Regions from separate parts of the Homo sapiens genome. Here regions 2, 3, 4, 5 and 6 are each linked to region 1. A link is a loop called in an ENCODE intact Hi-C map of the cell type or tissue named here. Cell type or tissue: endothelial cell of umbilical vein. All regions are shown on one strand. Region 1 overlaps LOC105371756 (a long non-coding RNA gene). Region 2 has its middle 79 kb from the start of TBC1D3K. Region 3 has its middle 26 kb from the start of HNF1B. Region 4 holds the start of LOC105371757 (a long non-coding RNA gene). Region 5 holds the start of LOC124903989 (a long non-coding RNA gene). Region 6 overlaps HNF1B (HNF1 homeobox B).

The links. Hi-C counts contacts between places; a loop is a spot of excess contacts. Peaks named below come from ENCODE experiments on the same cell type or tissue, not always from the same donor. Only the 100,000 strongest peaks of a DNase experiment are listed, where the experiment ranks them.
Region 2: it touches region 1 in a loop (3-fold over the local background); 4 of 110 quality-filtered maps call a loop at or near these places.
Region 3: it touches region 1 in a loop (18-fold over the local background); 37 of 110 quality-filtered maps call a loop at or near these places.
Region 4: it touches region 1 in a loop (15-fold over the local background); 36 of 110 quality-filtered maps call a loop at or near these places.
Region 5: it touches region 1 in a loop (9-fold over the local background); 13 of 110 quality-filtered maps call a loop at or near these places.
Region 6: it touches region 1 in a loop (5-fold over the local background); 7 of 110 quality-filtered maps call a loop at or near these places.

What each region holds. Positions count from the first base shown.
Region 1 is chr17:37,648,203-37,653,202 of GRCh38, reverse strand. LOC105371756 (a long non-coding RNA gene) reads right to left here. Exons shown (of 2, transcript NR_188617.1): 2 at 1,383-2,648. Among named protein-coding and RNA genes, the nearest start is that of DDX52, 7.3 kb to the right of the region's middle. In endothelial cell of umbilical vein, a CTCF peak has its summit at 2,610 (motif pointing left); DNase peaks (open chromatin) are centred at 2,582 and 4,542; H3K27ac peaks cover 2,248 bases.
Region 2 is chr17:37,842,718-37,847,717 of GRCh38, reverse strand. It overlaps the pseudogene YWHAEP7. Among named protein-coding and RNA genes, the nearest start is that of TBC1D3K, 79 kb to the left of the region's middle. RefSeq lists enhancers at 3,026-3,526, 3,862-4,361. In endothelial cell of umbilical vein, a CTCF peak has its summit at 2,805; a DNase peak (open chromatin) is centred at 2,857.
Region 3 is chr17:37,768,856-37,773,855 of GRCh38, reverse strand. No RefSeq gene overlaps it. Among named protein-coding and RNA genes, the nearest start is that of HNF1B, 26 kb to the right of the region's middle. In endothelial cell of umbilical vein, a CTCF peak has its summit at 2,723; a DNase peak (open chromatin) is centred at 2,735.
Region 4 is chr17:37,813,421-37,818,420 of GRCh38, reverse strand. It overlaps LOC105371757 (a long non-coding RNA gene), which reads left to right and starts at 2,710. Exons shown (of 4, transcript XR_934721.3): 1 at 2,710-2,864. In endothelial cell of umbilical vein, a CTCF peak has its summit at 1,964 (motif pointing right); a DNase peak (open chromatin) is centred at 1,960; H3K27me3 peaks cover 1,106 bases.
Region 5 is chr17:37,699,225-37,704,224 of GRCh38, reverse strand. It overlaps HNF1B (HNF1 homeobox B), which reads left to right. Exons shown (of 9, transcript NM_000458.4): 7 at 3,048-3,242. LOC124903989 (a long non-coding RNA gene) reads right to left here and starts at 1,400. Exons shown (of 3, transcript XR_007065733.1): 1 at 1,329-1,400. RefSeq lists enhancers at 831-2,030, 2,679-3,179, 3,180-3,680. In endothelial cell of umbilical vein, CTCF peaks have their summits at 2,421 and 2,623 (motif pointing left); no DNase peak of the experiment used is centred here; H3K27me3 peaks cover 1,823 bases.
Region 6 is chr17:37,708,598-37,713,597 of GRCh38, reverse strand. It overlaps HNF1B (HNF1 homeobox B), which reads left to right. Exons shown (of 9, transcript NM_000458.4): 5 at 2,935-3,095. LOC124903989 (a long non-coding RNA gene) reads right to left here. Exons shown (of 3, transcript XR_007065733.1): 2 at 3,506-5,000; 3 at 2,623-3,127. It also overlaps a transcript of LOC105371754 not described here. Among named protein-coding and RNA genes, the nearest start is that of HNF1B, 34 kb to the left of the region's middle. RefSeq lists enhancers at 1,784-2,305, 2,306-2,827. In endothelial cell of umbilical vein, no CTCF peak of the experiment used is centred here; a DNase peak (open chromatin) is centred at 2,947; H3K27ac peaks cover 394 bases; H3K27me3 peaks cover 761 bases.

The DNA of each region.
Region 1 (5,000 bases):
ATTTTTAGTAGAGATGAGGTTTCACCATGTTAACCAGGCTGGTCTCGAACTCCTGACCTCAGGTGATCCACCTGCCTCAGCCTTCCACAGTGCTGGGATTACAGGCGTGAGCCACTGCACCTGGCCCCTCATTCTTTTTTATAGATTTATAGTACTCTATTATGTACTTGTACTGTAGTTTATTCAACCACTCTCCTCCACAGGAGACTATTTTTTTCTGAGTCTGCTTGCTAGAGAACCATATGGGAATTTAGATTTTCTCAATTATTTCCCAAATACAAACAATGCTGCAATACATAAACTTGTGCGTATGTATTTTCATATTGCCGTAGGTGTATATTCAGGATAAATTCTTAAAATGATTACTGGGCCAAAAGTAAACACATTTGAAGTTTTTTTGAAACCTATAATGTTTTAATATAGAGATTTAAAGTAGTTTTGTAATAATATTATTTGTCTATATAGGTGTTTTGTTTTAGATTTTGAGTCACCAGACTTTGTCTTTTACACAGCACAATTATACCTTAACGAATATGTGCTGGTGACTATAAGCAATTGAATAACAAAATTATTCCTAAGTAGTATTAGATTTTGTATTTATTTATTTATTATTTTTTATTTTTGAGATGGAGTGTTGCTGTGTCACCCAGGCTGGAGTGCAGTGGCACAATCTCAGCTCACTGCAATCCCCACCTCCCGGGGTCAAGCGATTCTCCTGCCTCAGCCTCCCGAGTAGCTGGGATTACAGGCACGCGTCAAAACACCTGGCTAATTTTTGGATTTTTAGTAGAGACAGGGTTTTGTCATCTTGCCCAGGCTGGTCTCAAACTCCTGAGCTCAAAGTGATCCACCCGCCTCAGACTCTCGTCAAGTGCTGGGATAACAGGTGTGAGGTACCATGCCTGGCCTTATATTTATTTAACTAGTTTAGTTCTGAGAGTAATGCTGTATAAAAATAATGGGGTAGGGGGAAGAGCCCTTAGATATGAGAAATAATAGATACATAAGGATAGATCACATTCTGCCTGTGGGAATGGTTGGGGATATATTTTCACATCTCTAAGAAGGACGTATTTCCTCCCAGCAGAGGTGATGATCTGAAGTTGCTGGAAACATGATAAATAGTGAAGGGAGCCGGTCTGCCTGTGCTACAGGGCCTGGTTAATTACACTGTAAATCATGCAAATACTGACATGTTGAACAAAAAGCTTCTCCAGACATCTTATCCTTCTCACTAAAAGACAGTTCTTTTAAAAAATAGGCAGATTGGTAATTATCTCAAGCTGAGAATATACAAAATGCTGATATTAACCCCTAGAGATGCAGAAAAGTTTTAGGGCTTTGAAGTCTGTAAGGCATTAAAAAATGCTTAACAAATATGATTTACAAATCATACACTCTTGATTAAGCATTTTATTAGTAGGACAACCAACTCCCACTCCCCATAGCCTACAATCAGTACTATAACATTATTCTAGAATTTTATTATTTGTATCTTTCTTTTGGGAGCCTTCCCTTGTATATTGTCTAGGATTCACGAATAATTCTCTACCCCTTAGAAATGTAAATATTTCATTTGGAAATCTTTGTGCGATCTGGGCTTTCACAGATGGAGATCAAAGATAGGAATTAGTCCTCTACTCCACTCCTGACCAGTGTCAGCAAATCCTCCCTTGTCCCTTTGTCTCTTCCACAATAAAAGCAAAAGAATATGACCATGGTGTACATATTGATATTTTACCACTTTTATGTTACCATTTATACTGTGACCATTTCATTCACATGGTATCTTCCAGGTTGCTCCACTGTAAATTTTCAATTTTTCTCTTCGTAACTAATCAATACCTTGTGGGACACACTTTGTGACTATGTAAATATCCTGTTTCTCATATGTGGCAAAGAGTTTCATGAAGAGGACACAAATTCACAATAGGGGCCCGCAATAGATCTCCTTAAATATGATATTATTTAAACCACCTCATGCCAAACAGTCTATACCTGAAGAAAACCAAGTTTCATTAATTGCTGCTTTTATCTTGGCATCAATAATAAGAGGCAATGCAGCCTTGTTTAAAGAGCGCAAGTTTGGGGATCACACAGATTGGGTTCAAAACCAAGTATGGCCACTTACTACCTATATGATGTGAGAGGCAAGCTACTTAATGTCTCTGAGCCCTAGTTTCTTCTCAGAAAAATGAGAACACTGTAGTATCAACCTCATAGAGCTATTGTGAGTTCAATGAGCTCATATAATATGAAAAGTACCCTGAACCCAATGTGGCACATAGCAGGCATTCAATAAATGGTATCCATTAATAAATAATAATGGTGAAATTATTTTGGTTACTTTTGAACCCTGATGAAATTTTTTACGGATGGAGACATTCGGGCATACTTGACACCTATTCTATTGATCCAGCCTTACGTCAGAGCTGATTTAAAAACAGAAAAGCAAAGTCCTTGGTAGATTCTCTTCAGGAAATTAAACTGTGGGGTCTATGGGCCCAGAGTTCATGTCAACTCTTCACTTCAATGTGGACTGTCCATTTGGAGGTCAATAAGATGAGTCCAGAGAGCCCTTTATTCGAAGACTGGAGTGCCACCGTGAGGTCAGCATTGGTCCTTGCGCTATTTACTTCAATTCTGTCCTAATTAAAAGAATATTTGAGTAGTTACACTTACATTGCATTGTAGCCTAAAAGTACACTCTGTTGACTATTGGTGGCAAAAAAAAAAAAAAAAAAAAAAAAAACTGTAAGAATTTGGATTTCTTGAGTACTTGATTTGGATTTCTAAAGTACTAGACTATTGGTAAATCTTGAGAATTTGAAGCTGGAAACTCAGCCTCGGGGAAAGCAAGGTTTTTGTCTCACTGTGGGAATGGCTTCCGGATGTTATCCATAGCCAATCACCCTCTCCTCAACTCACTTTTAAATTAAGATCCTGAAGTTACAGTTCAAAAGTTCCTAGCTCCCGTTGCAAAGAAATAATAATTCCTACTTTCAAATAACCATTAGAAACTTCATTCAAATGTCCCACAAAAATCTCAAACTCAACGTATTCAGAATTAAACTTACTATGAATATATAGTCCTCACACAAACCTAGCCCTTCAGTATTCTCCCTTTCCGTGAAAAGGCTCACCCCTACTCAGTCACCTAAGTTTGAGACCCGGGAGTTATTTTAAGTTTCTCCCTCTCCTGCTATCCTCCCACATCCAGTCACTTTACCTCCTTAATGTCCTTTAGATCCGCTCCTTTCTCCTCTTCCTTCCTACAGCCACTGCCTTCTTTCCTCACTAGACTGCTATTTCAATATTGTCCTGGTCTCCCTGACTCCAACTTGCCTCTCTTCTGTGTTGCTGCTAAAGTGATGTTTTAAAATTAAAAACTGCCAGGCACAGTGGCTCATGCCTGTCATCCCAGCACGTTGGGAGGCCGAGGCAGGTGGATTGCTTGAGCCCAGGAGTTCAAGACCAGCCTAGGCAACATGGCGAAACCCCATCCCTACAAAAAATGTAAAAATTAGCTGGGCATGGTGGTGCATGCCTGTAGTCCCAGCTACTAGGGAGGCTGAGGTGGGAGGATCACCTGAGCCTGGGGAGGGCAAGGCTGCAGTGAGCTACGATTGCACCACTGCACTGCAGCCTGGATGACAGGGTGAGACCCTGTCTCTAAATAAATAAATATTAAATTAAAAACTTTATATCAGTGGCTTAACATCCTCTAATGGCTCTCAGTGCCTACAATATCAGGTTCAAAGTCCTCAGTATATACAAAAGGCCCGTCACAAGCTGGTCCCTACCTACCTGTCCAGCTCCAATTCTTGCTGCAGCATCCACTTCCAGCTTTGTTGAGCCACTAGTAGTTCCCCAAACACAACAGCGTGTTTCATCCCTCTTTACATTTGTTGCGCTGCTCTCCTCTCTACTTAAATACTTTTACCTGTGTTTTCTAATTGGTCAACACTTTATTTGTTAAGGCTATGCCAGCTTTGTCTTCTCTATAAAGTCTTTTCTAACTTTCCACAAAGCCCACTCCATCCTGCCACCCTTACTCCCTCACTTCCTACACTTATACTGCAGTGCCTAGAGAATTTCCTTGCTCTGTTTGCAAACAGTTCTCTGTCCCTTGCAAACTCAAAGCTACTTGAGACCAAGGACTGTGTCTAGTTCATTTTTGGATCCCTAAGCCCTAGTCCATGCCAGAAACACTGTAAAAACAACCACCACCAAGTTTGTTGAATGATAAACAAGGAGTGGAGAAAAAGTTTTCAAAAACATACTCTTAGGACATAGAGTGATCACTCTATTCACAACAAGTTATCCCAAATAGCTTTTCCACTGCAGTGTTATACAGACTTTGTGTTCTCACTTGCTACAGCTGAGAAACCATGTGTGTCTACCAGTCAGACCGTACTGGTTTTTAGAGAAATTCCAGTTATACAAAACCATGATTCAGTTTCCTCACCACTTTTGTTGACAATGCTTTTAAGTTGTTTTGTTTCGTTTTTTCCCCAGGAGGAAATGGTCCTTTAATGAGTCAGCTGGACATTGTGAGGGTATGAAATGGTCTAAGTCTAACAGTTTCTATTTGTCTTCTTTCATTCATTCATCTAAAATTTATCACAAAGCACCAAGCAAAAAACATAAGGTCCATTCCAAAATTCATTGAGGTTGGCAGTTTCAGGGATCTTTGTCTATTTCATTTCACTTCATTAATTGGACAAGATTACTGACCACTTACTGTGAAACAGACTCCATGAGAAGCAAACAATATGAAGATAAATGAGATGTAGGAACAGCCCTCAAAAAGCTCAAAGTCTGTGGACATACATGGAAATATCATTTCAATGCTATAGGAAAAGAGCTAAAATAGAGGTACTTATGAAGTGGCATGAGAACTCGAAGAAAGATGGACTATGTCAAGGAGGGGACATTCAGGGTAAGTTTCACTCAGGAGAGGACATGTAAACTGAGTATTGAAGAATATAAGGAGTTAT
Region 2 (5,000 bases), 190 kb before region 1:
TGCAGCCTTGAATTCCCAGGCTCAAGTGATCCTCCCGCCTCAGCCTTCAGAGTAGCTGGGACCACAGGCATGTGCTACCAGGCTTTGCTAATTTCTATTTTTTTAATTTTTTGTAGAGATGCAACCTCGATATGTTGCCCAGGCTCTTCTTGAACTCCTGGGCTCAAATTATTCTCCTGTCTTGGCCTCTTAAAGTGCTGGGATTATAGGCGTGAGCCACTGCGCCTGGCCTCCTCTCTCCCTTTTTCTGTTCAGGATAAGCCAGTGGTCCCTGGGGTCCTTTCTCATCTGTACCCCAGGAGTCTTCTGGAGCTGAACCGAGGCTCTTGCACACGCACATCTGGGCTTGGACCCAACATCATCAGAACTGACGCTCTAGACACATGGCTTCGACTCCTTTCATAAAACGTCCACATCAGCAGCTTTTACCCATTTGTTCAACAAATACTCATTAGCAGGCTCCTGTTCCCTCAGCCTTGGTGTAGGCCCTGGGGTTACTGGGGGTAATGGTGGGTATGGCCCCTACTCTCATGAAGGTTAGTGGTGAGAGAAAGGAAGAAATAACTACACAAGATGCTTTTGGTGATGAACGCCCTGAAGAACAGAAAGCAGGGAGATGTGGAAGTGCCTGGGGTTGGCAGGGCAGGCCTCACAGGGGCACTTGAGTTGAGACCTGGACGATAGATCACGTCAGAGTACCAAGCGGGGCTGTTTGTCACAAACAACAGTATCCCACTCTGGTTAACATAAGCAGAAAAGGAATGCATGGGAAGGGGTGTCAGGTGGTTCAGAGAATGAGCTGGAGGCCTGGAGAGTTGGGCCAGCACACAGGGGCTTCCTAAGGGAGTCGGCAGCCAGAACCTTCAGCGGAGTCATGCTGCAGAGGGATCTGGTGGGGACCGAGCTGCCGCCACCCTGGATACTGGATGCCATTTGGGCCTTGAAGGCCAGACCCTCTGGCAGGCCCCCAACAGAGGGACCTTCAACCTGGGCCTGCTGACCTGCCCCAGATGACAGGTTTGTCTTCTACTGGGCGTCTTTTAGAACTCAAGACGGCTTCCCATCTCACGCATAGTGAAAGCAACAGTCTTTATAAAGTTCTACATGTAGCTGGTGCAGTGGTTCACGCCTGTAATCCCAGCACTCAGCACTTTAGGAGGCTGTGGTGGGATTGCACGAGCCCAGGAGTTCAAGGCCAGCCTGGGTAACATAGCAAAACCCCATCTCTGCGAAATAAAAATTAAAAGAATAGCCAGGCATGATGACACATGCCTAGTCTCATCTACTCAGGAGGCTAAAGCAGGAGGTCAAGGCCGCAGTGAGCCATGATCACACCACTGCACTCCAGCCTGGGAGATACAATGAGAACCTGTCTCAAAAAAAAAAAAAAGTTTCTACATGACTTGGGTCCGATCCTCTGCCCCCATCCATTGTTCTTCCCTTGCCCCATCCTGCTCTGGCCACATTGGCCACTTTGCTTTTCCTCAGTCATGCCAAGCATGGCTCTGCCTTCAGAACCTTTTCCCCAGGTGTCCCCATTGCTCCCTTCCGCCCCTCCAAGTCTTAGCTCAACACTTACCTTGAGGCCCGCCCGACCTGCCTATTAAGCATAACCTTGCCTGCCCACCCAGTTCCTTTATGCTCATAGTTTTTGCTACTGGTCACCTTCTAACATACCATTATTGTGTCTTCATAGATGATCTCCCTGATGACTGTCTCTCAGGGGCCCAGGCAGGGACTGACGTTAGAGTCAATACTCCACAGCTGTTTGTTGAATGAGTAGGTAACAGCATGGCTGGCTGGTCCTGGTGCAGAAAGTCTTGGGAGGCCTCAGTTTGCGTCGTGCTTCTGTCATCAGCCAGCTGTGTGATTCTGCACAAGTATTTTAACCTCTCTGGGCCTCAGTTTCCCCATCTGTAACTTGGGGGCCTACCTCAAATGGTTCCTGGTGAAGAGTAACAAGACCATACCCTAAGTTCCAGTTGCCTTTTCCTCTGCCTTTCCACCTTCCCCTCCAGCCCCTCCAAGTCTCTTTTGTTAAGACAGGGTCTCACTCTGTCACCCAGGCTGGAATGCAGTGATCTCGGTTCACTGCAGCCTCTATCTCCCAGGCTCAAGTGAAACCCACCACAGCCTCCCAAAGTGCTGAGTGCTGGGATTACAGGTGTGAAACACTGCACCAGCTACATGTAGAACTTGATAAAGACTGGCTTTCACCGTGTATGAGATGGGGAGCCATCTTCAGTTCTAATGCAGCTGGGACTACAGGTGCGTGCCACCACACCCGGCTAATTGGTTTTGTGTTTTTTTTTGTTTGTTTTCTGTTTTTTTTGTACAGACGGGTTTCTCCATGTTGGCCAGGCTGGGCTCGAACTCCTGGTTTCAAGTGAACCTCCCAACTTGGCTTCCCAAAGTGCTGAGATTACAGGCGTGAGCCACCATCCCCGCCCCCTCAAAATCTGTTAGGACGACAGTCTCGCCAAGGCAATGCAGTCGCAATATGCCGTTTCCATTGCAATCACAATATGACATTTCCATTTACTTTGGATTATACGTCATTATGAATATTAACAAGACTTAAAAAGGACACCTTCGGGTATGTCAGATGAAAGTACAAAAATTGCGTTGTGGGGCTGCAGTTTGAGGACAGTGTCTGCAGCCGTCACGTGGTAGCAAAACGGTGTTAAGCATTGCAGGAGAGTCTGCATCTACGACAGCCAGAGTCCATACGTCGGGAGGTTTATTTGGTTTGAGAGGGAACAACAGGCAGGATGGGCACCACCCGGGGCTGGACAGTCAGGCGGGCTAGGGTGCGGTTCCTCGCACTCGCCACTAGAGGTGAGGCGTTTACCGCTTCAGGGCTGGAAGATGGGCCCTCGGGGACTGGCTACTGCTGGCCCGGGGCGGAAACCTGGGCGGGGGTTGGATGCGACGCCTCAGGCGGCCCCCCTGGTTACTGACACCCGACTTTGGCATGACTTTATTTGTTTTTCCCCCCATCAGATTTCCTGTCTTTGTGGGCTGATGGACTAGAGGAAAGATGCCTGTTGACGGTCAAAGGCAGAGCCTCTTCGGCAGCTTCTTAAAGCGCCTTCTTTAACAGAGAAACAATCTGCATGGGGTCTAGAACGGTTCTGAAATCCTGCTGAAGGTTTCGAAACTTCCTGGGGGGGGTCTCCTGCCAGAGCGCCTACGCTGCCTCTGGGCTGGCTGGCCAGTGAGCCCCGTCTCACAGCCTGACAGTCCCCACATCAGCCCGGACCGTCTTTCGGGACCAGCCCCATTTGCACAGCCTGAGCTGTAGAGGGCCCTGGAGTTCGGAGTTCTTGTCCCAACTGTGCCCCTGCAGGCCTGTTCCACCCACTGAGGCTCAGTTTCCCCATGTGCCTAATGAGGAAGTCATGCTAGGTGGGGCTTACAGCCTCTTGCAGCTTTGCCATTGATCACTTCCGTGTCTTCAGAGAGGCTGCCAAGTCTCCTCTGAATGAAGTTCCCCAAAAAGCAAACGTAAGAAAATACACAGAGCTTACCCAGACACCAGGCCCTTTAGAAATAGACCATTTCTTACCTTAGGCCCCCAGAAGGTCCTCATTCTAGCTTTGTGGAGAAAAGAAGAGTCTTTGCCTCAGCCCCCAGAGGTTGGGGTGGGGTGGCTGAATTTTGAGGCTGGGATTGGCAACTCTGGTGAAGCCCAAAGTGACACGGATGGTTTCAAAGCCACCTAGAGGATAAGGTGTCAGGACAGTGACAAGACCCCAGGTCCCTATCACACACCAGAGCTCACTGAGCCTCCACCTGGGGTCTCTGCTGAATCTCTGACAGGCTAGGAGAGAAGGGACTGGGGTTACTGACCCCCAGAAAGTCAGAGAAAGTGGCAGTTGGAGGACCTGGGTTTGAGTCCTGGATCACCCCTTCCCCGCCTTGGCAAACTACTCAGACTCTGGAAACCTGTTTCACCTGTAAGATGGGGATGACAATCAAACCCACCTTGCAGGGCCGTGAAGATGCTTAAGACAAGTGCATGCAAAAACTTTCACACACACAAAGCCTTCCTAAAGATGGGGAGACAAGGCCTCATGAGCAGCAGGTGGCCAGGCACTATGTGGGGGCTGGAGTCCTGTTTTCCCTTCAACCTGGGAAAGGACTGATGGGCACTTAGTAGGTTTTGAATCATGACCCTGGACCTCAGGTGGCGGTATGCTTTGTGTCTGCAGCAGAAGGCCCCAGCCTCGTGCCTGTGAGTCCCACTACCGATGTTGAAGGGGTGGACAGCAGGCGGGTGAGCCCCAGGCTGGCAGCTAGCAAGACCTCTCACGTGTGAGCCCAGCACCCCACTTCCCCTGAAATGTGATGTCCAGTGCTCCAGGCTGGGGGCCGTGGATCCTGATTCCAGCTGTGTGAGGGCTGGAAGGCCCTGGGCAGGTCACCTGACCTCTCTGGGCCTATTTCCATCACACACTTGAGGGGCTGAGCACACTGGACTCTATAGCTGTACAACTCCTTGGCTCTGCTTTTGTTCCTGAGGGCCCCTTAGTAGGCAGGGAAAGTGAGGGCCTCAGGGCTGGGCCCCAAGACTCAGATGCTCTCAACCCCTTCCTGGAGTGCCTAACTCAGGGGAGCAGACAGGCCCAGCAGGCAGGGTGCCTCTCTTGCTCAACTCCTGGAGCTATATGTTTTTTTAGCTTACTATTTTACTTAAGAATAGATCATGAGCATTGACTATTCTAAAACATGACTTTCATGACTATATAAAAGTCCATTGTATCAATATACAATCACTTAACCAATTCTTTATTGAAATGGTGGTGTATACATACAAGAAAATACCATTCAGCCCTAAAAAAGAAGGGAATCTTGCCATTTGCAACCACATGGATGGACCTGGAGGACATTATGCTAAGTGAAATAAGCCAGGCACTTGTTTTCCAATTTCTGGTTGATTGATGTGTAACTCTTTAGACGTTGAATCTTATTTGGACATGGGATGTGAGGCACAGACG
Region 3 (5,000 bases), 120 kb before region 1:
GATGAATCCAGGTTTGCATCCTGACTTCTGCATTCAGTAACTTTAGTAAGTCACCGAACGTCTCTGAGTCTTCATTTTCTCATCTGCAGCATGGAAGCCCGCCTCTCAGTGATGAGGACTGGAGTCCAGCACAGAGCCTGGTTAGAGTAGGAGTGTTTCCATGTGGTTATCCATTGATTGTGGAGGAGCCGCTAAGGTCCAGCTCTCCCCACGCCAGTGAAGCTGCTGTGAGACAATCATTGGTTATTAGAAGTGCTCTCTAAATAGTGAAGGATGAGCAAGAGGTTCAGTGGCCCCTCAGTGAAAAAAACTAATTACCCAGGATGTTTCTCCAGCTGCTACCTTTGCCATTTCCTTCCGCTCCTTCCAACTGATGCCACCAGAATTTGCCCAATTCTTCCACCAGTGGGATGTCTCTATCTTTTGATAAGACTATCCATTCCCCAATCTCCTAAGATGTTTATCTTCATCTTCATTGTGCCTAGTCATTGATTTTCTTGTTTTATCCCCCTTTCCAAGCTCACCAGATGCTCTGTGCCTCAACTGTTCCACACTGCTCTTTGCATGTCCTGTAGTTGGCACACAGAAAATTCTAGTAGGGTGTATGACACAAGGGCAGTGACCACATCCCCAGGTCCAAGCACCATGCCTACCATATAGGAGGTGTTCAATAAATGTGTGATATGTGGGTGAATGAAGGAAGGAATGAATCATTAACAAGTTGTATGTATGGCCTGAGTGGAGAGTGAGTTATCCAACAGTAGGTTCTTGCAGAGGACCTATTGTTGGCTGTGAGCAGAGACTCACAAGACAGGTCAGCCAGGCTCCCTGGGAGGCAGGGCGGATTACGTGCAGCCTTTCTGCTACATGTTTCATATGTATCAAGCCTGTCCAACCCATGGCCCATGGGCCACATGTGGCCTGGGACAGCTTTGAATGCAGACCAGCACAAATTTGTAAATTTTCTTAAAACATTATTTTTTTTAGCTCATCAGCTATCGTTAGTGTTAGTGTATTTTATATGTGGCCCAAAACAATTTTTATTCCAATGTGGCCCAGGCAAGTCAAAAGATTGGACATCCCGATATATATCATCTCATTTAATTCTCAAAAGAACCCTAGCCTTGCAAGGGGAAACCCCATCTTACAAAGAAGACTCACTCGCCTGGTTACCCAGCAAGGTGAGGAGTCTAACCTGGGTCTCTCTGACTCCAAAGCCAGTGTCGCTTCCTCACGCTGGGGGTTAAGTGCATGGGCTCTGATGCCAGACAATTTGGGTTCATATCCTGATTTGCCTCTTACTAGCAGAGGGAGCTATGACAATTCAAAGGACTCCCAAGTCATGATTATCTTTTTTTTTTTGAGACGGTGTCTCGCTCTGTCACCCAGGCTGGAGTGGCACGATCTCGGCTCACTACAAACTCCGCCTCCCAGGCTCACTCCATTCTCCTGCCTCAGCCTCCTGAGTTAGCTGGGACTACAGGCACCCACCACCACGCCCAGCTAATTTTTTTGTATTTTTAGTAGAGACGGAGTTTCACTGCACTAGCCAGGATGGTCTCGATCTCCTGACCTCGTGATCCGCCCGCCTCGGCCTCCCAAAGTGCTGGGATTACAGGTGTGAGCCACCATGCCCAGCCCCCAAGTCCTGATTATCTTATCTGTAAAATGAGGATAATTATATTTCCTACTTCAAGAGTTGCTGTAAGAATTACATGAGATAATATAAGAAAAAGATCATGAGCCAAGCGCACAGTAAGTCTTCAGTAGCAGCAGTAACAGCAGCAACAATAGCAATAGTAGTAGTGGTGGTGGTAGTGGTACTAGGAATGGTATGAACAGTGGTAGGAGTGGCAGTGGTAGGGGTGGGATTCATAATGGCAGGAGTGTAATTAATAGTAATCATAGTGGCCAAGTGCTGTGGTTCACACCTGTAATCCCAGCACTTTGGAAGGCCAAGGCAGGAGGATTGCTTGAGGGCAGGAGTTCAAGACCCCATTTCTGGAAAAAATTTTTAAAAATTGGTCAAGTGTGCTGGCATGCACCTGTAGTCCCAGCTATTTGGGGGCTGAGACAGGAGGATTACTTGAGCCCAGGAGTTCAAGGCTGCAGTGAGCTATTATTGCACCACTGCATTCCAGCCCGGGCAACACAGCGAGACACCAACTCTTAAAAAAAAAAAAATAGTGGTATATTGGTGGTGGTGGTATTAATAGTGGTAGTGGTAGTAGTAGTAGCAGTATTAATAGTGGTAATCATGGTAATAGTAGTGGCATTAGTGGTGGTTGTAGTGATAGTAACACTAGTGGTGGTGGTGGTAGTGGCAATAGTAGTGGTATTAATGGTGGTAGGCGTGACCATAGCACTAGTCATGTAGTGGTAGTAATGGTAGTATTAATAGAGGTTGTAATGGTTGTTGTAGTAGTGATATTAACCGTGATAGAAGTGGTGGTAGCAGTAGTAATGGTAGTGGTTGCAGAGTAGGGTATTAGTCGTGGTGGCAGGAATTGAGTGGTGGTAGTAAGTAGTGGCAGTACCGGGGTGATTTTAATGTTGACGTGTCCTGAAGGCATGGTGGAATTTGAGGATGTCAAGTGGGCTTGTTAACTTAAGGTACTTCCACTCTGGGAGACGGGGTGAGTATAGCAGTGGGAGAGGGATGCAACGTAAACCTGTATTCTGGGCACCCAGTTGTCCTTACGAGCAGGAGAGCTGTAATTCCCAGGCACAGCCACAAGGCGGGGGCAATGATTTGGCATTCATGACATCGGAACACGCCTAGGGAAAAATAACTGGCTCAGGAGCTGGGAGCACCCTGAGGACCCTAGGAGACTCCCGGGAGATGAAGGAGAGTTGGTTGGCTGAGCTTCAGAAACAGTTTGATCCTTGGGGTTTAAGACAGACATCAGCAGAGCAGGGTCAGCCACAGGAAAGCAGGAAGGGAAAGTGCAAAATGGGACGAGAGCAACAGGGGTGACCCCAAAACTGTGGTTCTCAACTTGTTTCCACCTGAGTGACAACATTGGGACAGGGTGTGTGTGTGGCCCTCACTTCCAGGGGTGGGTGGACGCAAATGGGACACAGATGACGAGCAGTTCCCCTTTCTTTCTCACTCATCAGGACCCTCTATTATGTGGTGGGTGTCCGAGAGTTTGAGGACCACTGATCTGGACCAGAACATGGTGGCCAGAGGACGCAGAGAGAAAGTTTAAAAGGTACAGTCATCTTTCAAGGAGCTACCTACACACAGAGGACTAGAGTGGCTGAGGGTGGGCTGTGGGTGTCAATGCTAAAAACATGGCTTTAGGGTTAGGGTTTATAAAAGGGGCCCAGATTCCAATTCTGGCTCTACACTTTTAGCTACATGACCTTTGACAAGGAGATAATATTAGTACTGGTAGGTTTGTTGTCCAGAGTAAATGAGATGATATCTTTAAAGAGCTTAGCATGTGCCTGGTAGTAACTACAGTTAACTGCTCAAAAAAGGGCAGCTATGATTATTACTATCATTATTGTTACATGGGCGTGATGATGGAGAGAGATTGCTTTTAAATCCTCTCTCTACAATCCCATCAATGTTACACGGTCTTATACAGGAGCTGTCCTGTATTTTGCTCAAGGTGTGTTATGTGTAATAGAACTGGCTTCCCAATGAGATTTCAAGGCCCCCCAGGGTAAAGCTATATGTCTCTTGACTTTTGGACAATTCCAATTATAACTCTGGACATAGAGTAGTTGGGTGATCAATATACTTGTCCATTGGTCTGTTGTAAAATTGGTAGCCTGTAAATTTTCCGGCATGGCACCTAACAAAGCAATGCAATCATTATTTGCTAAAGCACCCGCTGTATGCTGAGAACAGTGGGATAGTCTAATTTGGGGAGATTATCCTATGCATCCCTGTCTTCTCATTGCTAAGCTATGACTCTGGGGGAGTCCACTGAATCTCTCCTCTTCCCTCCACTCTGACCAAACTGACCCCATTTTTCTGGGCAGAAACACTGGCATGGAACAGAAGAGACAGTGCTAGAAACTAACTTGGTTCCGTGAATTTAGGCCTTTGTTTTTCAAGTTCACAAGACCATTTCCTGAGGGACTAGACAAAATCGATATAAAGTTGCTGTGACACTGAAGGAAAGGAAGAGAGAAAGAACCGAAAGTCCTGCTTAAATAAACTCAAGGGAAGCCAATGGGGTAAAGGTCCACATTAAATATCTTCTCTGGTCTCCTTGGCCTCGTTGCTCTTCTGCCTTATGGGTCTGTTTCCTCCTGTGGAACATAAGGGTACAAAAGCAGTGGGTTGCCAAGGTCATTTAAGGACCCTGGACATAGCTCTATGTGGAGACTCACGGTGACAGAATTCTGGCTGCTTTTTAGTCACTAACCCCCTGTGTGGCCAGGGCCCCGGAGTCACTCATCCTCTCTGCACCTCAGCTTCCCCAAGTGCAGGTGACCTCCAAGTTTGCCCTGGCTGACCTTTAAAGGCCATCCCAGCCGGGACACCAATGCTAACGTTCTGCCCAGTTCTGCCTGCCCTGCTCTCACCCCTGACCCAACACTGTTTGGGGTTTGAGTGGTGGGTGAGTTTCACTTCTTTTTCTTTGTCTCGATGGCAGGTAACTTTCGTGATGACATACTCCTGCAAAGATGGCGTGGGACATAATTCTCATGGATGGAGGTGAACATGACTGTCCCTTGATACAAGGGGTAGAATTGATTGGGTTGCTGTTGTCCTTTGAGAATCACCACCCGACTCTATGTGGCTGTTTCTTCAATTGCAAAATGAGAGAGCATGTTTCCTTTTTAATCAGCAATATTACCCTTAAGGAAACCTTGAAGGGCAGTTCTATTATTAAATATCTCAAGCACAAACTTTGATAAATGGCTTCTTTTTTTGCAAATTACAAATTGAATAGCCTTCTCTCCTCCTGTGCTCCTGCACTCTCTTCAACCCCGAACTACAGGGGCTCTTTCAAGGGCAGTTACCCCTTTGAGATGGG
Region 4 (5,000 bases), 170 kb before region 1:
CCTCCTGAGTAGCTGGGATTACAGGCGTGCGCCACCATGCCAAGCTAATTTTTTGTAGTTTTTAGTAGAGACAGAGTTTCACCATGTTGGCCAGGATGGTCTTCATCCTTGACTTCATGATCCAACCAACTTGGCTTCCCAAAGTGCTGGGGTTACAGGCATGAGCCACTGCGCCTGGCCTATATTTTCTTTTTTATGTTGCTCCATGCTGTCTATATTTTCCACTTTTATAGGCAGAACCTTACTATTACAATAGATGATTGTAATTCACTAAGGCCCTGCCTTCCTTGTCAAGACCGTGAAGCCCCATTCACACCTAGGCCTGGGTAGTTAGCAGAACTTAACATACCCCTTCTCTCTGCTATAACATTTGGCCCCTATGACCAGATTGTAGCTCATCCCAGATCTGGATTCTCTCCTCCAGAGTGGTAGGAATCTACCCCCTTAGCCTCCTGTCTAGAAGAAGAACAGCATTTACTCAGTGCTAGTTATAGGCTAAATGCCTTGCATGTGTTACATTTACTCTCTCTAAGGTTCCTAGCAGGTTGGTTAAATTCTCCCTGTTTACCAATGAGAAAACTGAGACTCAGAGGAATTAAGGCACTTGTTCAAAGATCACACCTTTTTTCAGTCTGGGCCATTTCTGCTAATAGGCATTTTAACCCTGGCTTCATTTAAAAGTTTTCTGGGCTGGGTGTGGTGGCTCACTTCTGTAATCCCAGCACTTTGGGAGGCCAAGGCGGGCGGATCACCTGAGGTTAGGAACTCGAGACCAGCCTGGCCAACATGGTGAAACCCCATCTCTACCAAAAATACAAAAATTAGCAGGGCATGGTGGTGGGCACCTGTAATCCCAGCTACTTGGGAGGCTGAGGCAAGAGAATCGCTTGAACCCAGGAGGTGGAGGTTGCAGTGAGTCGGGATAGCGCCATTGCACTCCAGACTGGGCAACAAGAGCGAGACTCCGTCTCAAATTTAAAAAAAAAAAAAAAAGTTTTCTGGAAAACTTAAAAGAAAAACAAACAAAAAAAAAAACCAAGCCTGATTCCCACTACAAACCAATGACATCCACATCTCTGGGGGTAAGGTCCAGGTATTGGTATGTCTTACAAACACCCCAGGTAGTTCCAGTGTGCAGCCAGAGGGAGATCCATTAGGGGGTGCCAATTCCTTGAGCTCTTAACCATCCTCCCAACCCCAGTAAAATAGTAAACAGGAAATACTTGCTTCTTGTGTCTTCCTCCAGGCCCAGTTGGGTTTAACAGAATTGCACCAACCCGACATTTATTGTACTTGATAGATACTGCTGGACACCACGTGCTTATTGTAAAATAATCACTTGGAGCACTAGGAACCACAATAGATCAAGGCCAACACTGTGCATTAGCATTTAATAGAGGAGCCCAAGGCCTCAGCCAGGTGGGTGTGGCTGTTTAAACACTTGATGACTTAAGGGATTTCAAATATTCACTGGACAATCTAAACTACTGGTCTCATCACAAACACCACATCCAAAGAAGAAAATTAGAATTTTTTTTTTTTTTTTTTTTTTGAGACAGAGTCTTGCTCTGTCGCCCAGGCTGCAGTGCAGTGGCACAATCTCGGCTCACTGCAAGCTCCGCCTCTCAGGTTCACGCCATTCTCCTGCCTCAGCCTCCCGAGTAGCTGGGACTACAGGTGCCCACCACCACGCCCGGCTAACTTTTTTTTTTGTATTTTTAGTAGAGACAGGGTTTCACCGTGTTAGCCAGGATGGTCTCCATCTCCTGACCTCGTGATCCGCCCGCCTCGGCCTCCCAAAGTGCTGGGATTACAGGCGGGAGCCACCGCGCCTGGCCGAAAAAAGTTTTTAAATAATTTTTAAAATTATAGTTCTTTCTTTTCAGCTTTATCCCATCACGGTTTCAGGTTGTTTCTGAAGTTTCCTTCTGTTCATGTCACCACTAGATGGTGCACATTACAAAACATTAGCCCAGGAGCGGAGCTGCATTTGTCACTTTGCAATAACTAGAAGGGAATCAGAGGTAGGGCTGCCAGATTGACCAAATCAAAATACAAGACTTCCAGGGGCCAGGTGCAGTGGCTCACACCTGTAATCCCAGCACTTTGGGAGGCCCAGGTGGGTGGATCACGAGGTCAGGAGTTCGTGACCAGCATGGCCAATATGGTAAATCCCCGTCTCTACTAAAAATACAAAAATTAGCTGGGCGTGGTGGTGGGCGCCTGTAGTCCCAGCTGCTGGGGAGGCTGAGGCAGAAGAATCGTTTGAACCCAGGAGGTGGAGGTTGCAGTGAGCTGAGATCACACCACTGCACTCCAGCCTGGGCGACAGAGCAAGATTCTGTCTCAAAAAAAAAAAAAAAAAAAGGGCTTAAAGTTAAATTTGAATTTTAGCTAAAATATCGCATGGGACATACTTATGCTAAAAAAAATAAAAATAAAAATAAAACCTACTCGTTGTTTATCTGAAATTCTAATTTAACTGGATGTCCTAAATTCTACCTGGCAACTCTACTGCGGGGGGGACTTCAGGAAATAAGTAGATAATACAATAGCTCTTAGCTTTTTCAAACACTAGAATTTTTGCTGGCATGCTTGGAGGGATCAAAAGACTCAAAGCCACAGGAAACAAGCCAGCAATTATGACAACACCATCACAACTACAGCACGACAATGTCTTCAGGGTCCAAAAGCCTTAGCAACGAACCCACTACTTCCTGGTTTGCCCCCCAAGTCATTGCGTTCCTGCCCTGAACACATCTCTTATGTAATCAAGGCAAAGTTCTTGAATGCTTCAGCAAACTCCCTTGCTTTCCTTGGCAATGGCTTGATGGAACCTTGCCCTGTGCCATCTAGATCTTAAAGTAAGTTGGACCTAAACTATTTTGAGGCATAGAACCTCAGTGTTCAGTTTGACAGGGAAGAGTGTAATCATTTGTAAGAAAACTAATTTTTATATGTTGATCAAAACTTAGCAGCATATATGTAAACGTGGGTATTGCACCTCCTGCCCATAGCTGGCAGCCCTTGGCCAGCCTCAAGTTTAATAACTCGTGGAGAAGAAAAGCTACTTAACCTGCATTCGGAGCTCTTTCTTGACATGCATTGGCTTGACCTGCTTGACCATAAGCCCTCTACAAGAAGGGACCATCTTTACAGCATCTTGAATAGAGAAAAGCTGAAACGCAACCTTGAATTCAGGGTATTGCACTCTGAATCAATGTTGCACTCAATATACTTTCTAGAAAATGGATTGTCCCCACTTTGTGATCCAAGCTGTCGTCCACAGATCTACCTGTGTGACAAAGGGGTCCCTGAGTATAGGATAGGGAGATGAAAAAAGAAAAAGAGAATTGGAGAAGCTCAGATTGGAAGCATTAACCATCAAAGCTTCAGAGTTGGAGCCCACTCTGATATCTGATTACTCTCTCTGTTGAGAGGGTGAGGAAGGCCTGATGGTCAGCTAGCTCAGTCTGAACTCCACTATTTCTTTCTCCTGGAAAATGATTGCTTGCAGGAATAGGTAACATGGGAGGAAACATAGATGGTACGATTCATTCTTGACTATGCTCTGAAACTTGTGAACACATTGAGAAGAATCAACTTTCTTACTTCTAGAAACCCATTCCAAGTAGAGCAGCCCCACAGGAATGCTGCCTCCCCCATAAGACTAAAAAGAGAATATTCGGCTGGGCGTGGTGGCTCACGCCTGTAATCCCAGCACTTTGGGAGGCTGAGGTGGACAGATCATCTGAGGTTAGGAGTTCAAAACCAGCCTGGCCAACATGGTGAAACCCCATCTCTAATAAAAATACAAAAAAGTAGCCAGGCATGGTGGCGTGGCGCCTGTAGTCCCAGCTACTTGGGAAGGCTGAGGCAGGAGAATCACTTGAACCCGGAGGCAGAGGTTGCAGTGAGCCGAGATCACATGAACCCGGAGGCAGAGGTTGCAGTGAGCCGAGATCACACCACTGCACTCCAGCCTGGGCGACAGAGCAAGACTCCATCTCAAAAAAAAAAAAAAAAAAAAAAGAGAGAATATTCATTTTGCTGGTGAAGAGGGGACATTTGGGAGCCGGGGACCTCCTCTTGGTAGATTCCTGACAAGTTGTGTAAGTCGTTAGGCCCAGGGGAGTTTAGAGAAGATCATGAGGTTTTTCACCTGCAGAATGGGTACATGATCCCTTCGCTTCCTCTCGGTAATCCTTAACTAACATACTCACACCTAGGAAAATTTAGGTCCTAAAGTTAACATCCTGTTTAGACAGCCACATAAGAATTGTCAGGCAGTGACATGATTTAGACATTTTTGCTCTGTGAGATATCCTGAATTCCTTAGGTTAACACATGGATAAACATGCAAAGGAAAAGACCCCACATTTTTCAGATTTTGCTCACAATCCTCAAAGCATAACGGTTCTGGAGGAAGCTGAGCATTCCTACTTGGGAAGGGAGGGTAAGAATCAAGATTGATTGAAGTGAGTCATCCTAACTCCCCTGCTGAGAGGTTCCCATCCCCAGGAACTCTGCCTGTCTGCACGGATTCATTCCTCACACACTGTCGAGCATCTTGTGTGCCAGGTGCTGCAGATGAAAATATCGCATAGTTTTGCAAGTGAGAAAACCAAGACTCAGAGGGTTCCCAAGATAACATAGCAAGTGATGCAGCTGAGATTTTAACCCAGGCAGTCTGGCTGCAGAGAAGCTGGAGTACTTAGCCATTATAGAAACTTCAACAACAATCAAAACGCAGTTCCTGGGCCGGGCGTGGTGGCTCATGCCTGTAATCCCAGCACTTTGGGAGGCCGAGACAGGTGGATCATGAGGTCAGGAGATCGAGACCATCCTGGCCAAGATGGAGAAACCCCATCTCTACTAAAATACAAAAAATTAACTGGGCGTGGTGGCACGCACGTGTAGTCCCAGCTATTCGGGAGGCTGAGGCAGGAGAATCGCTTGAATCTGGGAGGCGGAGGTTGTAGTGAGCTGAGATCACACCA
Region 5 (5,000 bases), 51 kb before region 1:
TCCCATACATGGGCCATCTTGAGGCATGAGAAGGCTGAAGGGAACTGTGGTTGTGGATATCTCTTTGAGAGTTTTAATGTTGATGAGTATTCAGCATATTTCCAGCTTCACTATGACAGCTCAGGTGTCGTTGTTTCTCAAAACCATCCTTGTGACCCTTGGATGTATTGCTGGATGTCTTGGGAGAGATCTAAGGGTAACACATTGGTCATCTTTCTTTCAACCTTGTATTGCTCCATTGTCCTCTTACCTTCCTTGTATCTAGGGCTCATGTTGGCCACCTCTTTGTTTTGTTTCTGCCTTTTTCTTTCTTCCCTCTTCTCTCCCTAAATCAGCTTTAGCTAGGGTCGGAACTTGGATTCTCACTTCTGAAGAGAATGACTTACACATCCTTTGAGGTCAGAACAGGGCTAAGCCCATTGGAGGCACACAAATTTATTGAATATGTGTGGCTCTCACTCTATCCTTAGCTGCTTGGAAATTGACACACAGTGCATTGATTTTGGCAGAAGGAAAATGGGAATGGGGAAGCATTTAGAGAACTCACAATATAAATGATCATTTTAAATGTATTGCCTTTTGACTGGGCCCTCTGGTATATGGAATATGGTAATTATACTAATACCAGAGTTTGGAATGAGATAAGATACCTAAAACCAGCTTGTTTGCCATTTAGAAGATTTGATTAAAAGGCCCGTGGGGAAGATATTCCACTTATTTCTGCAACCAAAATAATAAACAAACTGTCCCACTTAACTTCTTTCTTTCCATTCTAAGCTTTCACTGCCATACAGTTATATATATATATATACTATCTGAATTAAAATTTTCCCTGGGGCTAGTCTGCATCTTTCCATTTTGTTCTTTCTAATTTCCTCTACTCATATTTCTCTATCATTTCACGATGCTCCTTAATCTCCTATTCAGATGGGCTGCACCAGAGTGCACACTGACCTCAGAAGGATGGCTGTGTGTGTACATATCTGTGTACACTTGGGGTAGACAGAGCATGAGAAATGGTGAGAATCACCAGAAGACTGCTGAGACACAGAGGTCCTACACTATGGAGTGTTAGGATGAGAAACTGGTTGCAGGCATCTTCATTTAACTGACTGATGTGTTGAGTACCATGGGCCCTGCCTCAGAATTGCGGAAGCCTGTGGAGAAGGTGGTAACAAATTATTTGGCAGGGCCAATTCCTTATTCTCTACTCATTCTCACCTCTTCATCCTATTCTCTTTCTCATCTCTTCCCTGGACTGGATAGCATACTTCCCAAGCAAGAACCAGTGCCCAGAAACAGAAACAGATGAAAAGGTCAAGACTTACCCACTGAGGGAGCTGGAATGACATCAGAGGCTCTCAATCCTGGAATTGAGGCACATCAGGATCACAGACTGCATTGAAAATAAGATTCCTGGGCCCCACCTCTGAAGGTTCTGACTCATTAGGTCTTGGGTGGGGCCCAGGAATGTATATTTGTTAAAGAGCTCCCCCAGATGATTTCTGAAGCACATGCAGGTTTCAGAACTATGCCTTCAAATGTCATCCACTCTAGACAGGATCATTTGCTTTTTTGGGCAGCAGTTTCTCAAAAAGAGCAGCAGCAGTGCTCTCAAAGATTTCTCAAAAACGGCACATTCATGGAGCTTTCTGGGAGACTGAGACCATAAGCAGGAGGTAGGAAAGGGAAACACGGTCATCGGTCATCAGGGTATCTGGTGAGATGCTGGCTTGAGGAGACGCTGAGCCCCCTGGGGAACTGGAGACAGTGCTGTTCTGAGGGTGATCAGAGGGTGGCACCCCCAGCCCCCACCCAGGAGAGCCAGAAGCAGGATTCATCCCCTGTCCTTTCTGCTCAGGGGTCTCGCCTTTTAGGTTTCTGATAACAGTATCAGCTAAAGCTCTGAGTAGGCAATTGTTGAGGACTCCGTGTTATCTCCATTGATGACTTCCCTCAAACCTGCCTATGAAACCGTCTCCATTTCAGGAAAGCCTCTCTAGGTGTCCCTTCCACATCCACCTAAAACAGACCTTTTTCTGGATTCCTTCTTCATCCCATTCTTCCCCCAACTTCCCAGAAAGCAAGAACACAGGAACACAATCGACCCCAGGAAGCAGGTCCAGGTGTCTTCTCTCCTGATCGTCCTGTCCCCACTCCGATCCTACCTTAGCTGTCTTCCTCCGTGTCGCTCTCAGGGAGGAGATAGAGCATGGGTACCAGGGGATCCAATCCTCAGAGTGCTGGCCCGGGTTCTAAAGAGGCCTCAGGATACACAGTTCCAAGTTACAGAGGCCCTGACATCTCCAGAACAGAAAGATGGGAAGACCCACTATAAATGCCAAGAGTCAACCTTTAATGTACTACTTCCTCTTTCTAAAACCTGGTCCTTTTAGTGCCACAAGCCCTATGCTGCCACATAAGATATGCCCGCCTCGCAGACTGGCTGAGTTCCAGTGTTTTCTCCCCTCTCTGTTACAGTCAAGGGAGTTGGCACCTGATTTCTCTGGGGGTCTTTGTACAGTCTACTAAATAAGGGTCTCCCAACCTCATACTCCCGGGACTATGGAAGTTGTTTTTAGTCAAAATTTGGGTCCCTGCACACTCCTGCCCTCTACTGGACAGACCGATCTGGGCAATAACCTGTGCCTCAGTGTGGACATCTTTAACTCTGCCCTGCGGGCACCAGGGCAAGCCTCTCTCACAGCCTGGCATGGATGGAGTGGGCAGGTAGAGCCAGCTTTTCCAAAGCCCTGGTAACCTCAAGAGAGCTAAGTTTGGGAGGTCACAGGATGACTCTGGGAGACTCTCAGGCTTTAATCAGATCTGTTTAATGCCCATCTCCAACCCACAACTCATTGTGGAACTTGAGCAAGTAAATTAATATCTCCAAGTCTCCGTTTCTTTACACTTGCCTCCCATGGAATCTCCTATGTAACAGGCTCAGCCCGGTGACTGGGACATTGAGCGGGGGCTCAAATGATGGCATCCATCCACCTCTCCTTATCCCAGGAGCTGTCTGTGATCTTTTCCTCTTGCTCCCACAGGCCTCAACACCTCCCAAGCACAGAGTGTCCCTGTCATCAACAGTGTGGCCGGCAGCCTGGCAGCCCTGCAGCCCGTCCAGTTCTCCCAGCAGCTGCACAGCCCTCACCAGCAGCCCCTCATGCAGCAGAGCCCAGGCAGCCACATGGCCCAGCAGCCCTTCATGGCAGCTGTGACTCAGCTGCAGAACTCACACAGTAAGGACACGGGCATGTGGAGGGAGGGAGCACTCAGGACCCTCAGTGGCCAACCACTTTCCCTCTCTGGGTCTGAACTTTCTCGGAAGTTTATTGGCTTGGTCACTTTTCCCTGCCTATGATCAACCGACTAAGACAATTTCTCAAGCATAACTCTTGAGTGTTGCTGTACCTTTTCTAGTCCTCTTCTCTACCCCTGAGATTCCCAGGGAAGGGTTTGAAGAGGACAGTGTAGGCCTACAGATGAAGGGGAATTGGAGCCAGACAGCATGTGGAACACACACCGCCAATTTCCCATTCCAACACCTCTGGAAAAGATCGCGTCCATAAACCACCAGCACCTTTTCCCAGTGAACTTCAACTTAGCCTTTGCAATCTAAACTTCCAAGCAGCCATTATCAAATGATCACAATTGGCATCTAATTTGCATCCTGTTTGCCTTCCCTAAAAGAGAAGAATCTTCTAGAGTCCCGTGTCCTCCAATTTATACACCCCAAACATCTCTAATCAAGAACCATGAACACAAGTGAAAAATACCAGTGGCATGCCATCCTGGGCATTAGAGTTTCTTCCTCCATGCCACCCCTGCATCTCTGCACACAGACTGTTTCTCATATCCAATTTCTATACCTACCCCAAGCCTACCTTTCGACCACTTATTTCCCATCCAATCCCATCCTCTGTTTCTCTGCCTTTCATCCTGAGTCCCAGGCTTCCAATCCTCTGGCCAGGTCTGGCTATAGCCCCTGACACAGGAGTTTGGGGAGGAATCGTGGCTTCTCTGCTTCAGAAACCCCAAGGAAGTGTTCAGTATAAAGCACTAGTCTTAGATCAGACAGACCTGGATTTAAATCCTGGCTGTGATACTTACCAGCTGTGTAGCCTAATGCAAGTTACTTAGCCACTCTAAGTCCAATCTCTACATCCATAAAATGGAAATAGTATGCATTTAGAGTCATTATGAATATGAAATAAACATAGGGGTAAACTGCGTTTGGTAAGCATAAAAAATTATAAAGATTATTTATAAAGGGACTCTTAGAAGGCAATGATGGTGAAAGAGGTTTGTGTTTCTTCCCTAGCTGCATCGGATAAGCTGTGGGTTTGGGGGAGAACAGCCAAGTCCAGCCTTCTATCTTCAGGGCTCAATCCCCACTCGGGCCTGTGGAGCTGGTTTCTGAGCACCATCTCACATTCCAATCACATTTTAGTGGCTTCTGAAAATCTGCCACAGCCTGTAGCAGAGTCTGAGACCACATGTGCCCCACTTCCCTTCCTCCCAGAGCCTGGTGATGTGCTCCCCACTTACCCCATCCCTTCACCTGGCCAGGCTTCCTCAGTGGCGAGGCCTGGGTGGGATAGTCAGAGAGTGGTCACCAGCGACCTGTGGACTGCTGAGGCCCAGCAGGCCTGGCCGCCCATGAAGAGAGAGCCCATGGTGCCCTGGACCAGGAAATAACCTGCCTCCCTGCATGAGAAGGGCAAGCCGAGGCAACAGCCAGTGACCTTTGCTCCCGTTCCGTACCGGAGGCCTCCCTGGTAGGCCCTGTGTTCTGAGAGCAGGTGGTCTCTCCCTCACAGCCAAGCATCCACATGCTTTCGGGAGTTGGTTATGTGACTTGGAATTTACATGAATCTTATGGATAACTAATATGAGAAATCCCCACTATAACCACCAGCCCTTTTATCTACCTGAGGAGATGGGAGCTATGGTGTGGGATGGGGGCTCTGTACCTGTGTCTTTGCCTGTGTATGCAC
Region 6 (5,000 bases), 60 kb before region 1:
ACCAGGGGCTTTTAAAGGAACGTTCAAAGGTCTAGGCTCATCTGTCTTTTGACAGAGCAGCTCCACCGTTATATTTCTTATATAATAAAGTTTTGTTGGGGAGAAAACAAAGTATAAAAACCACAGCAGCCTTGGAATATGCTGCCTGGATTCTAACAAATGGCTCTTGAGTCTCTCCTGACATGCTCCCTTGTAAAGAAGCCTTTTGTTTCCTGCGGAAATCCTTGGTTAATTATTTTTAAATAAATAATTGCGTAGCCTTTGGTAGGGGAGAAGCCTCCTTGTGACCCATATTTGATCATCAGAGGGCTGGCCCTTTTCCATCAGCCAAATTAAATAGGCTAAATCCAGAGACTGTTTGACTTGAGACTGAATCGATGATGGGGACAGGCTGGGAGGTGAAAACACAACTGACTCCCAGCGTTATCAACACTCTCTCAGGAGCAGAGCCTCTCGGGGAGGTAAATAGCTGGTTAGGGAGTCAGAGAAAGCAGGAGAAAAACAGGGTGAAGTCCAGTTCCTCCAAAAGAACAGAGCAAGAGGGCAGCGGCTAGACCTCTCTCCCAGGTTGCTTCCAGGGCAAAGCATCAGTGGTTCTGCCAGGGTAGGATTCTTTGGAAACTGTTCTCTACGGAAAGATAATTCCATTCAGTGTTTAGAATCTGTCCTAAGCCATCTAGAATTCTAGGATCTTAGGGCAAATATCTTGGGGTCCATTCCTGTACCAGCTTCCTCCCCACAGCATCCCCACCCATAGTTGCCATTTATATGGCATTTTGCAAGAAACTGTATAGATGTTACCTCTAATCCAAAAAGAGTCCTGTTGAGGAGGCATTCTCTCCATTTTTCTAGAGGAAACAAAGGCACAGAGAGGGAAAGTAATTTTCCCATGATCACAGATCTATTAAGAGCAGCATCAGAATTTGAACCTGAGTTGGTTTCGCTGCAGAGTCCATAGTCTTCCCACTGCCCCTCCTTGATAGAAAATTCTTCCTGTTATTTATTTGAAATCTGCCTCCCTGTTTTCCATTGAACCTAGCTCTGCCTTCAGAGCTCATAAGGTTCAAATCTCTTTCTTCTTTCATGTAACAACACTTTGAACTGTTGGAAGCATCCTACTGGGAACTGGGTGGCAGACGTGAAGAAAGAAGGCCTCATTTAATCCAATGGGATGGCATCGATGGCAAACAGGAGACGTGGGGGCTGCAGATAGGTGCACAGGAGGACAGGGGCCTGGGCACCGGCTGTTGACTTGGGGAGCTGAACGCTGTTCCTCCTTTTAACTTCATGATTTCTGTCCTTCCCAAAAAATGTAGTGCCTTAAACCAATACACCAATGCCAGCGCCATCCCACTGTCACCACCACCCCCACTAGCAGCTCCTTGATTCAAAGAATGGGGAAAATGGCCAATAGAAAAGCTCATAGAGCAAGCGTCAAGCCACTACATACTCAGACAAGTTGCTCTTGAAGGTTAGAACCCAGCTTTAGCATTTGTTTTGTTCTTTTCCCCAGCCCTCTTAAGCTCTAGGTCATATCGGCCTTGGGTAAAGTCCTTAGGAAGATCCAAGGAAAACTGGCTTGGGGCTCATCTAGTCTCATCTTGGTAAGCTTCATCTTGGTGAATTAGAGGCAGATTATGACACTGATTATGGCAGTGCCTGGCCCCTGGGGGAACTTTGTGGTCTCCTCTGGAAGGTGGGGCTCTAGCTAGGGCAGGGGGTGGGTGGATGAAAGAGCAACAACAGAATCAGTGTACAGGGATGGTTCATCTTGGGAAACTGGGCAAAGGAAGACGTGCAGCTAAAGAGTTGGTCCACCTATCCAGATAATTCCATGCCTAGAGCATTTGGTCTCTGCAGGACAGGGTCCTCCAAACCTTTTTGTCAAATCCAAAGCAAAAAACAAGAACACTGTCTTTCTAAGCACTGAGCTTAGGGGTGAGATGCCCCATGTACCCCCAACCTTGTCCTTGACTGTTTCATGGGCACATCAAGCAGGATTTCCATCTGCAAACTGGACCCAGGCGTTCTTTTAGCTTCCTTCAGTTGCCTGATCTCTGTCCAGAACTTTTCTTTCCTGAGAGCAGACCTCCATTTTGGTTCCCGAGCAAGAGGGAGGGTCAGAGCAGCGAGGTTGTAAACATGTTTGGTTCTACCCTTCCCCTGCAGAGCAAACTCCAGTGGTTTACTAAACATCCACATCTGCCTGTGTGTGGTGCTGCCTGCCCCACCTCCCAGCAGACACACCTTTCCCTGTGCCCTGGAAGGCAGCCAAATGGGACCCCCAGCAAAGGAATGTGAGTTCTACAGCCTAGCTCCTAGACGCAGCTTCATCCCTGTCCTGCTCTGCCTGTGTCCGTGCCCCTGACCTCTTGGGCCTGGCCACAAAGGTGGTACACAGAGACTGATGCCTAAGCTACGGCTCTTTCAAGGGTCACTGGACAAGGGCTTCTTCTTCGTCACATGGGTCTACTTATACTTTGCAGCACCACGAGGGATGCCAGGGAAACATTTCTAAAAGGCATTTTAAAGAATAAAAAATACTCCAGCCAGTAACAGAAGGCTAGTCTCAACCCCCAAATCCTCAAAGAACTGTGCGGAAGCAATAACAAACAGAATCCATCCAGTCATTCATTTATTCATCAGAAGTTTACCGAGTGGCTATTCAGTGCCAAGGCACTGGGGATACATCAGTGAACAAAACAAACGAGATAAAAATTTCCTGCCCTCGTGGCGCTTACATTCTAGAATTAAATAGAGAACATGCCATATTTACCCTGGAGAAAAGCAGCCGATATTTCTTGTGGGTGGACAGGGGAGGAGAAAGCAACTTTATTTTCTTATTACCCACCCTTGAAAACAAGAGGTGCCGAGTCATTGTTCCAGGACCCTGGTGGCACTAATGTTCCCTACTGGGTTTGTGTTGTTTTGCAGGAGTGCGCTACAGCCAGCAGGGAAACAATGAGATCACTTCCTCCTCAACAATCAGTCACCATGGCAACAGCGCCATGGTGACCAGCCAGTCGGTTTTACAGCAAGTCTCCCCAGCCAGCCTGGACCCAGGCCACAATCTCCTCTCACCTGATGGTAAAATGGTGAGTACACCTGGGCCATTGTCGCTCTGGAGCTGATAAGATAAGAGGCAAAACAAACACAACTTCTCACAAGGCCTGCCTCAAACAATGAACCATTGTAGCCCCATAGGGGAAAATGAGGGCTGTCCAGAGTCGGAAAGGAGAGGTAGTGCTGGTGACCCAGCCTTTGGCGGGTAGAAGAGGTGTTCGGTTTGAACCCAGCCAATAAATCTGACAGAGTTCTGCTCTCTTTTTATTGATTGAATGCCTCATAAAGGAGCAAGCCCGGTGGGACACTGTTTGTTTTGGGGCTTGCCAATGACATTTGTGTTGATAAAATGTTCATTCATCCCTCCCCCCAAGGCCTCCAAAGCCAATTTTTTAACTTAGAGAGCACCTCACTTTGACACAAGCCCCCTCTTCCTCCTTACCATCCCCTTGGTACTGACAAGAAGAGTCATTAGCAAGTCAGGATGTAGTGGATAGGAGGCGATGGGGAGAAGCTTCTTGAACTGGAACAGTGAAAGACATGGGACACCATGACAGCGAAGATCACAGCACAAATGGTAGATGGGGTGGGGCGATGCTTAGGGAGGGAGAAACACCAACTTTGAAGTTACAATTGCCCAGGTTCAAATCCCAGCTCCAGCTCTTAATAGCTGTGTAGCCTGAGCAGGTTACTCGACTACTTATGATCTCTTCCTCATCTATAAAATGGGGGCGGTAACAATAGACTTGGTGGGGGCATGAGCGTGATAACATTTGAGAAATACTCTGCAGTGTTTGCCATAGAAAATAGTCAATAAATTGCAGTATTGTTGTTGTTGTCGTGTAAATGTCAATATCATTCTCATTAAATGAAGTTTTCTATATCCGTAACCACAGCCCCACACCCAGATGCAAGTTTAGCACACTTGGTGAAGAATGCACAATTTGAATTTGAATTTTCTACATCAAACTAGATTCTAGGCCAGGTGCAGTGGCTCATACCTGTAATTCCAGCACTTGGGGAGACTGAGGCAGGTGGATCACTTGAGGCCAGAAAGTTTGAGACCAGCCTGGACAACAGGGCGAAACACCATCTCTATTAAAAAAAAAATACAAAAATTAGCCAGGAATGGTGGCATGCACCTGTAATCCCAGCTACTCGGGAGGCTGAGGTGGGGAGCTCACTTGAGCCTGGGAGGCAGAGGTTGCAGTGAGCTCACACCACTGCACTCCAGCCTGGGCAACAGAGTGAGACTCGGGTGTCTCAAAAAATAATAATTAATAATAACAATAAAATAAATAAAACTAGGTTCTAATTAGGATTAGGTTCTGATCCTGTAGCAACACAAGTGCAGGAGAGAGTGGCTTATGGGAGAACAGGAGCATTACGACACTGGCAAGGGTAGAGAATGGAAAGCTCTATTCTTTGGGTCATGCTCTGTTTTTCAGGGGAGGGAGGAGCCGCAGATTCCCGACTTTCATGCTGAAGGTGGAGCTGCACACATTCCCAGAGTGGGGGCCAGGATGGGTGAGGGCAACAGGGTGCAGAGGCCATTTTAGATCTTGACGTGTGTGCTGTGTAGGCAACACAGAAACGGTGAGTCACAGGTGATCGAGTCCCTGGCTCCCTGGAGGAAAAACAAGTGTGGTTTCTGAGGGGAGCACTGACCCGGCCAATTCTGGTTTCAGAGGACCTGAGCTGCTTGCCCTGGTCGTGGTCTCTGCAAACAAAAATGAAAGGGCATTCCTGGGGGAGGCATTTTGCAGCCCTCTTCTCCTACTCCCACCTATCCCTTAAGAAAGATTCTTCTCCATGTGAAGAACCACTTGTGTCAGTTACCTGTGAGAGGCACAGACAAGTCTTTCTGACTTCTCAAGAGTGTCCCAAACAAGTTAGGGTTAAGGATTACCCAGGCTTCCATGGAGAAGGGTGCCTTA